5 separate regions of the Homo sapiens genome follow, and all the other regions are linked to region 4. A link is a contact called in ENCODE Hi-C or POLR2A ChIA-PET data. All regions are on one chromosome and are shown on one strand. Each heading gives the region's core, a stretch centred on a gene start or an enhancer-like site at or near the end of the contact. The rest is flanking DNA. Distances are from core to core; before and after follow the strand shown. Region 1 holds the start of TREX1 (three prime repair exonuclease 1). Region 2 holds the start of CCDC12 (coiled-coil domain containing 12). Region 3 overlaps SETD2 (SET domain containing 2, histone lysine methyltransferase). Region 4 holds the start of SMARCC1 (SWI/SNF related BAF chromatin remodeling complex subunit C1). Region 5 holds the start of PFKFB4 (6-phosphofructo-2-kinase/fructose-2,6-biphosphatase 4).

What was found. Hi-C counts contacts between places; a loop is a spot of excess contacts on that map. ChIA-PET counts read pairs that join two places held with the same protein, here RNA polymerase II (POLR2A). Pooled maps may share reads with other maps.
Region 1: a pooled map shows a loop between it and region 4 (4-fold over the local background). The contact joins the promoter of TREX1 here to the promoter of SMARCC1 in region 4. A Hi-C loop is called at or near these places in 1 of 37 single-sample maps with no recorded cell type and 7 of 50 pooled maps. POLR2A ChIA-PET finds 5 or more read pairs at or near these places in 1 of 52 experiments (HepG2).
Region 2: a map of B cell shows a loop between it and region 4 (13-fold over the local background). The contact joins the promoter of CCDC12 here to the promoter of SMARCC1 in region 4. A Hi-C loop is called at or near these places in 2 of 168 maps with a recorded cell type or tissue (B cell and naive thymus-derived CD4-positive, alpha-beta T cell), 7 of 37 single-sample maps with no recorded cell type and 15 of 50 pooled maps. POLR2A ChIA-PET finds 5 or more read pairs at or near these places in 2 of 52 experiments (BJ and PC-9).
Region 3: a map of natural killer cell shows a loop between it and region 4 (8-fold over the local background). The contact joins the enhancer-like site here to the promoter of SMARCC1 in region 4. A Hi-C loop is called at or near these places in 1 of 168 maps with a recorded cell type or tissue (natural killer cell) and 1 of 50 pooled maps. POLR2A ChIA-PET finds 5 or more read pairs at or near these places in 2 of 52 experiments (OCI-LY7 and activated CD4-positive, alpha-beta memory T cell).
Region 5: a loop to region 4 is called in a map of CD4-positive, alpha-beta T cell, with 7 times the contacts of the local background. The contact joins the promoter of PFKFB4 here to the promoter of SMARCC1 in region 4. A Hi-C loop is called at or near these places in 1 of 168 maps with a recorded cell type or tissue (CD4-positive, alpha-beta T cell), 2 of 37 single-sample maps with no recorded cell type and 7 of 50 pooled maps.

The regions. Positions count from the first base shown.
Region 1 is chr3:48,464,422-48,467,479 of GRCh38, forward strand. TREX1 (three prime repair exonuclease 1) reads left to right here and starts at 1,809. Exons shown (of 2, transcript NM_033629.6): 1 at 1,809-1,888; 2 at 2,209-3,058. The coding sequence starts at 2,235. ATRIP (ATR interacting protein) reads left to right here. Exons shown (of 13, transcript NM_130384.3): 11 at 161-241; 12 at 410-662; 13 at 1,066-3,058. The coding sequence ends at 1,133. It overlaps ATRIP-TREX1 (ATRIP-TREX1 readthrough), which reads left to right. Exons shown (of 15, transcript NR_153405.1): 12 at 161-241; 13 at 410-662; 14 at 1,066-1,888; 15 at 2,209-3,058. RefSeq lists enhancers at 1,035-1,124, 1,737-2,618, 2,205-2,404, 2,619-3,058.
Region 2 is chr3:46,975,449-46,978,000 of GRCh38, forward strand. It overlaps CCDC12 (coiled-coil domain containing 12), which reads right to left and starts at 1,297. Exons shown (of 7, transcript NM_001277074.2): 1 at 1,189-1,297. The coding sequence starts at 1,284. RefSeq lists enhancers at 1-483, 484-1,185, 1,010-1,319, 1,889-2,552 and a silencer at 1,410-1,549.
Region 3 is chr3:47,036,582-47,039,594 of GRCh38, forward strand. SETD2 (SET domain containing 2, histone lysine methyltransferase) reads right to left here. Exons shown (of 21, transcript NM_014159.7): 18 at 1,085-1,196. Among named protein-coding and RNA genes, the nearest start is that of NBEAL2, 58 kb to the left of the region's middle. Within about 2 kb of position 1,435, at least 5 of the 41 ENCODE cell types and tissues checked have a DNase peak (open chromatin) inside an H3K27ac peak, as active enhancers do; they include OCI-LY7 and natural killer cell, where a contact is called at or near this core.
Region 4 is chr3:47,780,268-47,783,170 of GRCh38, forward strand. It overlaps SMARCC1 (SWI/SNF related BAF chromatin remodeling complex subunit C1), which reads right to left and starts at 1,626. Exons shown (of 28, transcript NM_003074.4): 1 at 1,336-1,626. The coding sequence starts at 1,530. RefSeq lists silencers at 1,100-1,339, 1,520-1,739, 2,150-2,199, 2,310-2,369 and an enhancer at 1,572-1,866.
Region 5 is chr3:48,555,439-48,558,585 of GRCh38, forward strand. PFKFB4 (6-phosphofructo-2-kinase/fructose-2,6-biphosphatase 4) reads right to left here and starts at 1,365. Exons shown (of 14, transcript NM_004567.4): 1 at 1,243-1,365. The coding sequence starts at 1,339. RefSeq lists enhancers at 1,768-1,857, 1,988-2,077.

The DNA.
Region 1 (3,058 bases), core at 559-3,058, 680 kb after region 4:
TCCTGGGTCTTCCCTGGGAAGGTCCCACACCACTTCTTGGACCCCATTTGTGCAGACAAACAGTTGCTGAAGCAAGTGAACTCTTATAGAAGCTTAAGAAAACCCTCGCAGGGACTGGTCTCCTTCTGCCCAGGATGGAACCAATCTGTTCTTGTTCTAGGTGGTGTGGCTCCTGGCTAAGCTTGGTGTGCAGAGCCCCTTGCCCCCAGTCACTGGCTCCAACTGCCAGTGTAATGTGGAGGTGAGTGGGTAGGGGCCAACAGCTGGCAGCTCTGGTGGTAAGGGGGCCCCGTGCAAGGACTGTAGGCCCCACTGCAAACCCCCTCACGTGAGGTGGCTAGGCTGAGCGGATTGTTAGGGTGCAGGCCATGGTGGCACCAGGCCTCAGTCTGCACCCCCCCTCTCTCAGGTGGTCAGAGCGCTCACGGTGATGTTGCACAGACAGTGGCTGACAGTGCGGAGGGCAGGGGGACCCCCAAGGACCGACCAGCAGAGGCGGACAGTGCGCTGTCTGCGGGACACGGTGCTGCTGCTGCACGGCCTATCGCAGAAGGACAAGCTCTTCATGATGCACTGCGTGGAGGTCCTGCATCAGTTTGACCAGGTGATGCCGGGGGTCAGCATGCTCATCCGAGGGCTTCCTGATGTGACGGACTGTGAAGGTAAGCCTGCCAGAGGCCATCCTGCCCAGCCCCCATGGCTTCTTCCAGAGGTTCCCCAACAAGTCAGATTCCTGGGTGTCCCCTCAGCAGGCCCCCGCCCACTGCAGCCTGTTCCAGCACTGGGGCCATTTTCTTTTATCTTCCTGCCTCAGTTCTTCTCCAAGCATATTGGGATGCCTTTTGCATCTATCTGTTGAGTGTGCCTGGCAGAGCCACGGTTTTTCCAGAAATAGCCGTGTCTGAATTGCCTTTGTATCACTTTGTTTGCAGTAGCTGAGGGAGCAGGGCCTGGGTGTGGAAGGGACTGGTTAGTTCCTGCGGACGTTGGGGGAGGAGAGGTGGGACCTGCCCTAGGCCCTGGCACCTTTGGGCCCTCACCAGGAACCTCTCCTTTTTGTCTCAGAGGCAGCCCTGGATGACCTCTGTGCCGCGGAAACCGATGTGGAAGACCCCGAGGTGGAGTGTGGCTGAGGCCCTGAGTGTCCAGCCACATGGTGGCACCAGCACCACTCCTTTCCTTACCACATCAACTGATTAAAGCAGTGACCAGCAGGAACTGCCCAGAGAACTGGCTGGCCTTGTTTCCTGAGTCTGATCTGTTTGGCGGAGTGGGAGGGGTGGAGCAGGACCCGGACCCTGAGTGGCTGGGATCCTTCTTCCTGTCCCTGGCTGTTGCTGAGCCCGTCCCCATGGTAACTGATCTGCCTTGAGGAAGGAGCCCTGCCCTGCCTGTGGAATTGTCCTGAGTCATTGCTTTGGGCTGGGGCCATGGGAAGAAACCATTGTGTGGCAGGGAAGGAGGTGGCTCTTGGCCCAGGCCTAAACCAGGAAAGCCTGGGAAACTGGGACCCACAGGTGGGCATGAAAGGGCCGCAGCAGGGGCTCCCAGCAGTGTGTAAGACCGGGAGCTGGTCTGGCACCACTGCCCTGGTCCTTCCAGCTGCCTGTCACTGGTATGATGGCCCCGGTGCATTGTGCCACCAGCAGGCCACAGCTGTGGATCTTGGAAGGCCTCTGGGGTCCCCCGGGAGCAGGGGAGTGGGTGTGGGGGGGAACGGATGGTGGTGAGAGGGACAGACCAGGCAGGCTGACGAGCAGGGCGGGCCTGGCTCACGTGGGCCTGTAGGCGGGCCCACGCCAAGTTTCACTTCCCGCCACTGCTGCCAGCGAGAGCCGCGGGAGAGTGTGCAGCCGAGTCACTACTGCCTGCCTGCCTGCCTGCTACGGTGAGTGTGGCCCCCACAATGGGATGGCGCAGGGCAGGAGGGCCATGGGTTCCCCCACCCCAGACTAAGGGGGCACTAGGGGAGGGGCCGAGTCATGTGAAGAGGGAGACCCTCTCAGACAGTCGAATGTGCTGGTCCCACTAAGGAAACCACCTCACCCTCTCCAACTTCCTGCCTGAAAATGGGCCCTGGAGCTCGCAGACAGGGCAGGATTGTGCAGGGAAGGCCTGAGATGTGCTTCTGCCCACCCCCTACCCCACTCCCTCCCCTTCGGATCTTAACACTGGGCACTCACACACCCACCCCATGCTCCTCTCCAGGCTCAGCAGCAGGTACGTACCCAACCATGGGCTCGCAGGCCCTGCCCCCGGGGCCCATGCAGACCCTCATCTTTTTCGACATGGAGGCCACTGGCTTGCCCTTCTCCCAGCCCAAGGTCACGGAGCTGTGCCTGCTGGCTGTCCACAGATGTGCCCTGGAGAGCCCCCCCACCTCTCAGGGGCCACCTCCCACAGTTCCTCCACCACCGCGTGTGGTAGACAAGCTCTCCCTGTGTGTGGCTCCGGGGAAGGCCTGCAGCCCTGCAGCCAGCGAGATCACAGGTCTGAGCACAGCTGTGCTGGCAGCGCATGGGCGTCAATGTTTTGATGACAACCTGGCCAACCTGCTCCTAGCCTTCCTGCGGCGCCAGCCACAGCCCTGGTGCCTGGTGGCACACAATGGTGACCGCTACGACTTCCCCCTGCTCCAAGCAGAGCTGGCTATGCTGGGCCTCACCAGTGCTCTGGATGGTGCCTTCTGTGTGGATAGCATCACTGCGCTGAAGGCCCTGGAGCGAGCAAGCAGCCCCTCAGAACACGGCCCAAGGAAGAGCTATAGCCTAGGCAGCATCTACACTCGCCTGTATGGGCAGTCCCCTCCAGACTCGCACACGGCTGAGGGTGATGTCCTGGCCCTGCTCAGCATCTGTCAGTGGAGACCACAGGCCCTGCTGCGGTGGGTGGATGCTCACGCCAGGCCTTTCGGCACCATCAGGCCCATGTATGGGGTCACAGCCTCTGCTAGGACCAAGCCAAGACCATCTGCTGTCACAACCACTGCACACCTGGCCACAACCAGGAACACTAGTCCCAGCCTTGGAGAGAGCAGGGGTACCAAGGATCTTCCTCC
Region 2 (2,552 bases), core at 47-2,546, 810 kb before region 4:
ATTACAGGCACCAGCCATTGTGCCCGGCCCTCGTTCCCAATTTCTAAGGCCCACCCTTAGTTAGAAATAAATCTTTTCTTTTTTTTTTTTTTTTTTTTTTGAGACGGAGTCTCGCTCTGTCGCCCAGGCTGGAGTGCAGTGGCAGGATCTCGGCTCACTGCAAGCTCCGCCTCCTGGGTTGACGCCATTCTCCTGCCTCAGCTTCCCAAGTAGCTGGGACCACAGGCACCCGCCACCACGCCCGGCTAATTTTTTTGTATTTTTAGTAGAGACAGAGTTTCACCGTGTTAGCCAGGATGGTCTCGATCTCCTAACCTCGTGATCCGCCCACCTCGGCCTCCCAAAGTACTGGGCGCGTGAGCCACCGCGCCCGGCTAAATCTTTTATTTTCGATTTTTTTTTTTTTTTTTTTTTTGAGACGGAGTCTCGCTCTGTTGCCCAGGCTGGAGTACAGTGGCGAGATCTCGGCTCACTACAACCTCTGCCTCCCAGGCTCAAGCGGTTCTCCTGCCATAGCCTCCCGAGAAGCTGGGATTACAGGCGCGCACCACCACGCCCGGCTAATTTTTGTATTTTTAGTAGAGGCGGGGTTTCACCATGTTACCCAGCCTGGTCTCGAACTACTAACCTCAAGTGATCCGCCTGCCTCGGCCTCCCAAAGCACTGGGATTACAGGCGTGAGCCACCGTGCCCGGCCTCTTTTTGATTTTTGCACGAAACGACTCCGGCTGTATACCCACTGCTGTCACTTGCTGCCCTGTCCAAGGAGTGCTGCCGGACTGGGGAGTCTGTCTGACTCAGAATCGAAGGCGGGGGTTAAAGACCAGCTAGGCCATAGAGGAACGGAACAAATCACGCCTAACCCAACAAGCATCTGAACCTACAGGCAGCCCTAGATACCTACACGAGCAACACCCGGGAAGCAGGAGTCAGATGGACTGCGGGTCGCTGACCACTGCCTTGCCCACCCCCGCGCATGCGCGACGACCGCACCAGCGCCAGAGGAGTCCCACGCCAAGCAGCCCCAGACATCGTGGGAGGGCGCCGTCTTCTCGCGCATGCGTTAGCGCCCGCGCATGCGCGCCCTCGGCAGCTGTCTTTCCTTATTAGCCCTTTGCTCTCCTCAAGCGCGACCCGGACCCCGAACGCTGGACGCCTCAACTGCGACCCTCACTCCACACTTCTCACCTTGCGCCCGGTTTTCTCCCGTAGGGCCTTCAGCCGTTCCTTTCGCCGCAACGCCTCTTCCTCTAGCCGGCCCACACCAGCCGTAGTTGCCTCCATCTTGCCCGCGTACGCCCCTCCTTTTCTCCCGTCTTGCATCGCGCAGGCCTAAGGAGAGTGGATAAATGTCTCGCGGCCAATCCAAGGACGAGAATGAGAGACTGGGAGGTCCTGAAAGCCAATCAATGCGGGGTTATTATGGGCGAGCCCTCCCCGCCTTGCCCCGCCCCGCCCCGCCCCGCCCTTATTCTTCCGGACAACTTGCCTAGTGGGTGGGGAGCCAGCAAAAAAAAAAAAGAAAAAAAAAAAAGCTAAGGCTCGATTTATCCAACGCTGATCAGTGAAAGAGCAGCAAGTGGAATTCAGACCTGAGAGAAGGAGAAAAGAGTGCGTCGATCGCTCCGGTTTTGCCCAAGTACTAACCACACTAATCACTCCATGCTGGCCTCTTGGAATGCCCTGACTCATCCTTGTCCACTTGACCTGACAAGGCTCGAATGCCTTCAAGAAACCTTCCCTGGGCCGGGCGCGGTGGCTCACGCCTGTAATCCCAGCACTTTGGGAGGCCGAGGAGGGCGGACCACGAGGTCAGGAGATGGAGACCATCCTGGCCAACATGGTGAAACTCCATCTCTACTAAAAATACAAAAATTAACTGGGCGTGGTGGCGCGTGCCTGTAATCCCAGCTACTCGGGAGGCTGAGGCAGGAGAATCGCTTGAACCAGAGAGGCGGAGGTTGCAGTGAGCCGAGATCGTGCCACTGCACTCCAGCCTGGCAGCAGAGCAAGACTCCGTCTCAAAAAAAAAAAAAAAAAAAAAAAAGCCTTCCCTGATCCTCCACTTCGATCCCACCCTAATACAAGGTATGACTTACACCTCTGCAGCTGTCAGTGGCTCCCCGGACTCACCTGACAAGCGCCCCTAAGCCCCTCTGTGACCACTCTCAGCTCAGACAAAGCCTGCACAGTGAGGGGGACCTGACTGTATGGCTGTTTCCCTCTGGACTCAAAGATGATCCCCTCTCATTCCCATCCCCTCCTGGAGCAGCAAAGTCCTCAGGGTCAAGTTACCTTTCCCGGGGAAGAGCAAACCCCAACCTGGGTCCAGTGGGCCTCAAGTACTGCCCCCAATCCCCAGCTTAGAAAGACTTGGGGTGGCCTCGACTGCAAGTCGCCACAAGATTCATGGCTACCCAGCAGAAGCTGCCAGAGTCTTCTTTCCTGCATGAACTAGAGTGTCCTGATAACCGCGAGACCACTTAGGCTGAAGTCAAGATATTCTTTCAGTATGTGGGGGTCCCCAAAGCCACACCCCCTCTCACTTGGGA
Region 3 (3,013 bases), core at 185-2,684, 740 kb before region 4:
AGCATATGTTATGGGCACTAACAACAGAATGCAAAGAGAGGCCGGGCGTGGTGGCTCACATCTATAATCCCAGCACTTCAGGAGGCCAAGGCAGGCAGATCACCTGTGGTCAGGAGTTCAAAACCAGCCTGGCCAACATGGTGAAACCCTGTCTCTACTACAAATACAAAAATTAGCCGGGCGTGGAGTGCACATCTGTAGTCCCAGCTACTCGGGAGGCTAAGGCAGGAGAATTGCTTGAACCCAGGAGGCAGAGGTTACAGTGAGCCGAGATTGTACCACTGCACTCCAGCCCGGGCAACAGAGTGAGACTCCGTCTCATTTAAAAAAAAAAGGCAAAGAGAACAAGAGAGGCCCTGAAGCGATCATAGTAATGGGTGTTTTGAACACCCATCACAATTCTTGGCCATATATCTCCCTCAAATGAGTAAGTAGTTAGTATGCATCTGAGTCTCTCAATGTCTAAAAAAGGCCATTCTTTTTTTTTTTTTTTTTTTTTTTTTTGAAAAGGGATTCAGGGTTGTAATGGGATTATTTTTTATATTTTTTTATTTTATTATTATTATACTTTAAGTTTTAGGGTAGATGTGCACAACGTGCAGGTTTGTTACATATGTATACATGTGCCATGTTGGTGTACTGCACCCATTAACTCGTCATTTAGCATTAGGTATATCTCCTAATGCTATCCCTCCCCCCTCCCCCCCACCCCACAACAGTCCCCAGAGTGTGATGTTCCCCTTCCTGTGTCCATGTGTTCTCGTTGTTCAATTCCCACCTATGAGTGAGAACGTGCGGTGTTTGGTTTTTTGTCCTTGCGATAGTTTGCTGAGAATGATGATTTCCAGTTTCATCCATGTCCCTACAAAGGACATGAACTCATCATTTTTTATGGCTGCATAGTATTCCATGGTGTATATGTAAAAAGGCCATTCTTTCTCCCTGACTTCATCTCTACACCTTGATACATGCATAGTCACTCACTTATTTTTCAGAATAAAGAAAAAAGAATCCCAAGACCATGCGGGATGGTCTTGGACGGACTCCCAAATGATCAGGAAATACATGTGTAAGCCACACTCACCTTCATGGGGTTTTCATCATATGTTGGAGTTCCCAGGTCCATCTCAGCTTCATGCTCAAGGCTGGCATCATCTCCTGGGCTTTCCCAAGTAGGAGGATCCCACTGAGTCTGCCTAGAAAGAGACAAAAACAGCCATGCTGTCAGGGCTAGGAAACAGAGAATCCTGACATAAACATCACTGCTCATACATACATAAAATACAACATACAATAAGACATAGAATAAGTCAGCTCCATGAGTTAAAGACAAACTTTTTCTATCTTCCTAACAGCAATGATTCTAGCACAGAGATATGCCCCTCTTCAATGACTGTATTTCTGTGGGCAATGATGTGGCAACACTGACTGGGTGTCAAAGAGAGCAGTAAACCCAAACATCCTGTCTGTCTCTCACCTGACTCTTAATGTCATGCAAATAAGACTGGGCAAAGCCTAAAATGTACAGGAAATAGGTCCCTGCCTATGTCACCCCTCTGTAGATGAAGAGGTAAACAGTGACTGTACCTAGCATATAAATGGAGCAAAATAAATCATGTAACACCTCTCACAGTCCTTGACCACGTGAGAAAATTATCCCTTGCTTTAGGAGTTTTCTTTTTAATAGTTCTGCCCCTCTGGTTTAATGACTGACAAGAAAAATACGTACAGGTTAAAAACTTGTACCCCTGGCCAGGCATGGTGGCTCATGCCTGTACTCCCAGCACTTTGGGAGGCTGAGGCAGGTGGATCACCTGAGGTCAGGAGTTCGAGACCAGCCTGGCCAACACGGTGAAACCCCATCTCTACTATAAATACAAAAAATTTGCCAGTCGTGGTGGCGGGCGCCTGTAATCCCAGCTACTCAGGAGGCTGAGTCAGTAGAATAACTTCAACCTGGGAGGCGGAGGTTGCAGTGAGCCAAGATCGTGCCATTGCACTCCAGCCTGGGCAACAAGAGTGAAACTCTGTCTTAAAAAACAAACAAAAAAAAAAACAAAAACTTGTACCCTCTGCTAAAAATATTCCCGACCGACTGCAAAAAGAAGGTTTCGGCCATGTTAACCCTTTAAATGTTTACAGTCATTTTGAAAATAAGCAAGCAAAGATTTTTCTTTTTTAAAAAAGATCTGTAGGATAAAAAGTGGAAGTAAGGATATTCACGTTCAGGAGTCTGAAGCCAGCTGTAACAGAGAATGTTATGAGGACAGTGACTTAAAATGTCAAAAGCCTCAAAGGATCTAACAAATCTGGCAGGTCAGTCTTGTCACTACAGTCTTCTGCTTTACCACCACATCAATCTTCAGTCAACAACATAACAACATTAAAGACACTTGATATAAATCAGTGTATATACATATATATAGACTATTGTAAAAATAGGCTTACCTCTGACCTATGGAACTCATTTATTTTAAAAGGCTCAAGATTTCTACCATAATAAAAGAACCACAAGCAGCTAAGGATGTTATTATAGAAACTGAACAAATATATACATGTCTGTTCTTAGCTACCAGATAAAGAAAACCTAGAAAAGATGGGAAAGGTACACATATAAATAAGAAATACAAACTTTTTTTTTTTTTTATTCTGATATGGAGTCTCGCTCTGTGACCCAGGCTGGAGTGCAATGGCGTGATCTCAGCTCACTGCAACCTCTGCCTCCTGGGTTCAAGTGATTCTCCTGCCTCAGCCTCCTGAGTAGCTGGGATTACAGGTGCGTGTCACCACGCCCAGCTAATTTTTGTATTTTTAGTATAGGTGAGGTTTCACCATGTTGGTCAGGCTGGTTTCAAACTCCTGACCTCATGATCCGCCCACCTCAGCCTCCCAAAGTGCTGGGACTACAGGCGTAAGCCACCATGTCCGGCCCAAACTTTTTTTATTTTTGGAAGATTGATAGAATATTTAAAATTTGTTTTGGTGTTAAAAAACAAAGTTCTGGCCAGGTGTG
Region 4 (2,903 bases), core at 376-2,875:
TTCAAGAGATTCTCCTGCCTCAGCCTCCCGAGTAGCTGGGATTACAGGCATGTGCTGCCACACCCGACTAATTTTGTATTTTTTGGAAAGACGGGGTTTCACCATGTTGGTCAGGCTAGTCTCGAACTCCTGACCTCAGGTGATCCACCCGCCCGGCCTTCCAAGCCGCGCCCGGCCAGAAATGGTCATTTCTGAATGTACCACGTGTAATGCCAAAGGAACCCAAGATCCCTGCCCATGCCTAATAACTGCCAAACACTGACAGGCTTCACTGAGCTGCTGAGGCCAAAAAAATAGGTTCCTAAACTAGTTTATGTTTTCATTCATTCAACAAATATTTACTAAGCAGCCACTAAGGGTAAGGCAATAAGTATCAGCCACGTTCCCGGATACACTGCAGTGAACAAAGCCCTTGCTTCAGTGCTATGATTCTCAATAGGAGAAAGTACAGAACTAAAGAGGGTGATAGGAAAACTTCAGAGGCTGGGGAGCCTTTTCGGCTACCTGCTTCATTACACCCTTTAAGGGAGTCCTCCTGAATATTTACACAAAAGGGAAGTTGGAAAAAAAAAAAACATTTGTTATAAACAAAGGATTAAGTCAAAACTTTGAAAACTACTGACTCGGCGGAACTTCCGTTCCAAAGGTAGGAGAAATCAGTAAATGAATAATTTCAAAATGTGGTAAACACTACGAAGAAAATAAAGGTGACACAAGAAAAGTGCTCTAATAAAAACTGGGTTCTTGGGGAAGGCCTCCCTTTAGAACACTTTACGTACAAGCGACCATCAACTCTCACGCCACACAGAACCAGAAGCACGATGAGGTAGAACCGTCGTTAATAGTTCTCATCCATCCTAGAATTCATATTGCCTGTTATTAATTAACGAATACAATCATCCCAGTCGTTTAGCAATTCAACAACAGGTAGCAAACCCCCTCGAGACTTTGAATACGCTCTAAACAAAACTTGAAGCTGCTTTTACCACGCTTGCTCGGTCTTTAGGGATCATTGTTCACACACCTAAGGCAGCTGACAAAAGAGAGAGAGTCACACTCGCTTAGTGGCTGAGCTCGACCTGCTCTGGCACACGAGACTGAGCAGGGGCTTTCACCATGGGTGCGTAGGCTCAGAGGAGAGAGCCCCGAACCCCAGTCAGGCCCCGGGATCGCGGGCGCCCAGAGCGGGCGGCGGGGGCGTGGCGGGCCCGGCGCCTGCCTTTGTTGTCCCTCGTGGCGTGCGGGGGGGAGGGGCGGCCCGAGGCCCGCGAGGCCAGCTGCCGCCTCCGGCCCCGGTCGCGTGGTCTCCCGGCCCCCACGGGCGCGCGAACCCACCTTCTTGTAGTGCTTGCCCAGCCAGACCCGCACCGAATCCAGCTGGGACACCGTCTCCGGGCTCTCCCAAAACTTGGTGGCCGGGCCCCCATCCTTCCGTCGATAAACAGCTAGGCCTGCGGCTGCCGCCGCAATCCCCGAGCCCGTGGCGCCTACCGCTGTCCCCGGCCCGCCGCCGCCCGCCGCTGCGGCCATCGTCGCAGCCCGTCGTCCCCACAGCCTGGCCCACCCCGGCCCTCGCGGTGTTTCCCGGTCGTTCCCGCGCGCACCCCCGCGCGCGTAGCCGCCACTGCCGCTTCCCGGCCCCGCCCAGCCAACCCTCTTCCGGCGCGGACGCCCGGCCCCGCCCCATCTGGGAACTGGCACTGTATCTGACGCGAGCCAGCGCACGCGCATGCGTAGCACTCGTGCGGCCGTGCCTTGGAATAGCACGTCCTGCGGCCTCAGCCGCCTCTTCCGCCATCCTCCGTAGGCTGCATTCTGCCCTAGTGAGCGCCGGTTTTTGAGCCTTGCTCTTCCCTCGCTACCGACGTCGAATCATTATGCGGTCAACAACCGCAGGTGGGTTATGTGTCATAGCCCGCCTCCGCTGGAGGGAAAAGGCCTGGTGCGAGAAATGCCCAAGGGAAAGCCTGTCTAGGGTATCGAGTGCTGGCCGAGGGCCCTGCACCCGGACTGGGACTGCGCCGGGCCCCGCTTTCCCTCAGGCCCTCCACCCCCAGCGGCCCGGCGGCATTTGTGAACAGCCATCTGGGACTCCCACGCCTAGGCTTTTCGGCTTCACAGACCTTCCACTCCCTCAGGGGTCCAGCCACAGCGGCTCATTCCTGCCCCAGGGGCCCTTGCACTGGCTCTTTCGAGACCTCAGCAGGTCTTCCCTTCTGATTTGCACTTACGAGACGCGTTCAGATTCACTGCTTCAAAGGACTTCAGAAAGTAGTTGTCAGATCTTAACAATCTTGAACAACTGTTCACACCCATACACTTTCTGCATAGCGCTCACCACGACCCGGCGTTTCTAGTTTCTCATTTACCTTCCACATAAATTACATGAGAACCTAATCTTAACTTGTTCACAGGTGTATCCTGAACACCTGAGACAAGGAACAGATGTACAGTAAATACTTGATGAGTTAATGAATGGCCCACATAGAAGCCGAAAATTTTTAAATTATTAACAAGGTATATTGGCCGGGTGCGGAGCACTTTGGGAGGCTGAGGCGGGAGGATCAATTGAGCCCAGGAGCTCTAGACCACCACACCCATCCCCGTCTCTACAAAAAATACAAAAATCAGCCAGCGTTGTGTTGCAAGCCTGTGGTCCTAGCCTCTTGGAGGGCTGAGGTGGGAGGATCCCTTGAGCTGGGGAGATGGAGGCTGCAGTGAGCTATAATCGCGCCACTCACTACACTTCAGCTTGGGCGACAGAGCGAAACCCTGTTTCAGAAACATAAAAAGTATGACTGGCCATAATGGAGTTGTGAACATAATGCTATATGATCGCAGAGAAGCAAGTAACTAATTGCTTGTGAGAACGTGACTAACTGCTGGTAAGTTTCTGAGATCTT
Region 5 (3,147 bases), core at 115-2,614, 770 kb after region 4:
CATACATAAGCAGAGGCAGGATCACAGGGAGACCCAGGCATGTCACTCAATCTCCTGATCTCCATTTCACTGTCTGTTAAACTAGATGTTCTCTGAGGTGCTGGACAAGCTGCAAATTCATTACAATGTTTCAGTTACTCCTAAAACAAATCTTTCTTTTCCTGGTAATAAAAAAGTTGCAGGCCAGGACCCACGCCTGTAATCTCAACACTTCGGAAGGCCGAGGCCAGAGGATCCACTTGAAGCCATGAGTTGGAGACCAGCCCAGACAACATAGCAAGACCCTGTCTCTACAAAAAAAAAGAAAAAAGAAAAAAAAAAGCTGGGTGTGGTGGCGCACCTATAATCCCAGCTAATCGGGAGGTTGAGGTGGGAGGATTGCTTGAGCCCAGAAGGTCGTGGCTGCAGTGAACTATGATCGCGCCACTGCACTTGCTCCAGCTTGGGCCACTGAGCGAGACTCATCTCTTAAAAAAAAAAAAAACTGCCAGCTCATTTAAGGACAGGCAGAAACTCAAGGAAGCGGTTTAAACACCTGGGACCCTAGGAGAGGTGAGCCCCTTAACAATTCCATGAATTTCAGCATTCTCCTAGCTGTTTCACTCTCCAGTTTTACTGTACACCCATGACCCCAGGTGGATACTTACATGTCCCGGGACACAGACACAGGCCCACACGGCATACTTTTCTGTCTCTATCCTGAGCACATCTCTGCTGAAGTTCCTGCCCAAGCTCAGCTTTAAGGCCAAGAGGCACCCTTCCTCCTGTTGGAAAACTAGCCCACCTTTGAAAGTTCTGGGCTCAGAGAGGCCAAGTAATTCACCTAGGGCCACACAGCTCAGTTCCAGTCCAACAACCCGGCCCACACTCCTTGGCCAGGAGAGAGGGAAGGGCCTGGGGTGCCCACAGGGTCCTCCCCAGACTGGGGGCGATGGGGATTGGAGAGGGAAGCGAGGGGGCCAGAGCCCTCCCCGAGGTGATGGTGGCCAGACCTAGCCACCGCCAAGCCGATATGCCCCCACACACCTGTCCCCGCCCCCTGCTCTGCCACACCTGTCTCTGGCCCACCACTGTCACGACCGCCTCACCTGTCCCCAGCAGCCTCCCCAGTCACGGCAACCTCACCTGTCCCCGGTTCCCCATCTGTCTCCCGCCCCTTCTCCATGCGAGACCCCCGCCCAGGCCGCCCTACCCACCCATCCCGGTGCACCTCCCACCTCCTCCCAGAGGACCCCGCCTCACCACCGCGCTGGCAAGCGTGCAGAGCGGGCCGCCCATTGCTGTATGGCATCCAGATCTTCTTCAGGGGGTTCTGTGTCAATTCCCGTGGGGACGCCATCCCGGGGCCGGGATGAGTCGGACTGCGCCGCTTCCAACCCAGCAGCCGGGCCACCTCGGGCCACCCGAGGTCCCGCCCCTTGGGCCCCGCCCCTCCTCAAGCCGCGACAGCCCATGTCTATCTTCCCGCAGGTCCCGCCCCAGAGTGAGTAGGCTCCGCCCCAGCTGAAAGGGGCCCGGCCTCCGACCACGCATGCCCAACTCACCTACCCGCCCGTTTTGGAACAAGTGGGCCCAGTTCTTCAGGCCAGGATCGAGAATGCGCATGCTCAACTCCGGATTGTACTGGTCCCGCCCCAGTTCAAGGCCCGGATTGTGCAGGCCCGCCCCGGATGCGCAAACTCAGCTCTCCCAACCTGCCCGCGCTGATTTGCATAGGCCCCACCTACGGGCTCCGCCCTGGCGCTGCATCCCTGAGCAGCGGCACGCGTGAATTCTGCTACCTCCTTGCTAGGGAGCCCAGGGCCCCCAGGAGGGAGGGGTTTTCATGCAGTGGGACGAGGCCTACGTGACCCGCACGGCCAGGTTGGTCAGAGCCGACAGGGGCCAGTAGGCCTGCAGTCCCAGCCGTCAACTCCGCTGCGCCCTCCTGCCCCTCCTCGGGGTCCCCCTTGACTGCTCCGAGCCCCGGGACTCTTCCGCCGTCCATAGGAGCATGCTCAACCACGCTGGAAAAGCTCTTTTACCTCATGGATAGAGACTCAAAACACATTTCAATATTGTTCCTCTTTCTTTGCTTTGGCTGCTGGGAGCAAATGCGTGGGACTTTTTTTTTTTGAGACGGAGTTTCGCTCCTGTTGCCCAGGCTGGAGTGCAATGGCGCTATCTTGGCTCACTGCAACCTCCGCCTCCCGGGTTCAAGGGATGCTCCTGCCTCGGGTTCCCAAGTAGCTGGGATTACAGGCGCCCACCACCACGCCCTGCTAATTTTTGTATTTTTAGTAGAGGCGGGATTTCACCACGTTGGCCGGGCTGGTCTCGAACTCCTGACCTCAGGTGATACGCCCTCCTCAGCCTTCCAAAGTGCTGGGATTACAGGCGTGAGCCACCGCGCCCGGCCGTGCGTGGCACTTAGTAACCAAGTACTTTGGGTACTCACTAAGCCCTGGGAGTATCTTAATCGTCTTTCCAGAATTTCATTTTTTACAATTTTTTTTTGATTTTTAGTATTTTGGTTTTTTTAACTAAAGTTTTACATATTTTTTGAAAATAATATGTTAATAACATTTTCTCTTCAGGAAAATGGGATGTGCACATTGTCTATCTTACAGTATTACAGTATAAATTAAGTATGTCAATCTCTAAGAAATTCATTTTAAAATACGTTATGGTTGCCTTTTACTATATTTGTATCTCCCTCTTGTCTTTGAAAATGCACTGGGGACAAGGAACAAGGGAGAGATCCAGAAGTTCCTAAACCCCTGGCTCACTTTCTTGTTTGGCCCCCACCGGACTCCTGCAGTTTCCCGCCTCCTCGGGATCCCCAGCCCCGCCTCTCCAAGCTTTGTACACTCTCTGCCCCAGCCCCCACCAACACGGCTTCAACCTGAGCCACACTGCCCTCTAGCGATGTCATCCACAACACCCCTGGCAGGTGCCCTGCATCCTCAGGTTCTCTCTGCCCAGTGTGTACCCAGCCAGGAGCCAGGTGTTGAGGGCATGGGACTGGCAACAAGACTGGCCTCGTGGGCTATAGGTGTAGCACCCCCTCCCATGCCCTCCCTGCCACAGCCCTGCCTTGGATCAGTCCAAGTCCACCCAGCTCTTTAAAGCTTGGCAAGGACCCTTAAGATGACTGACACAGATGTC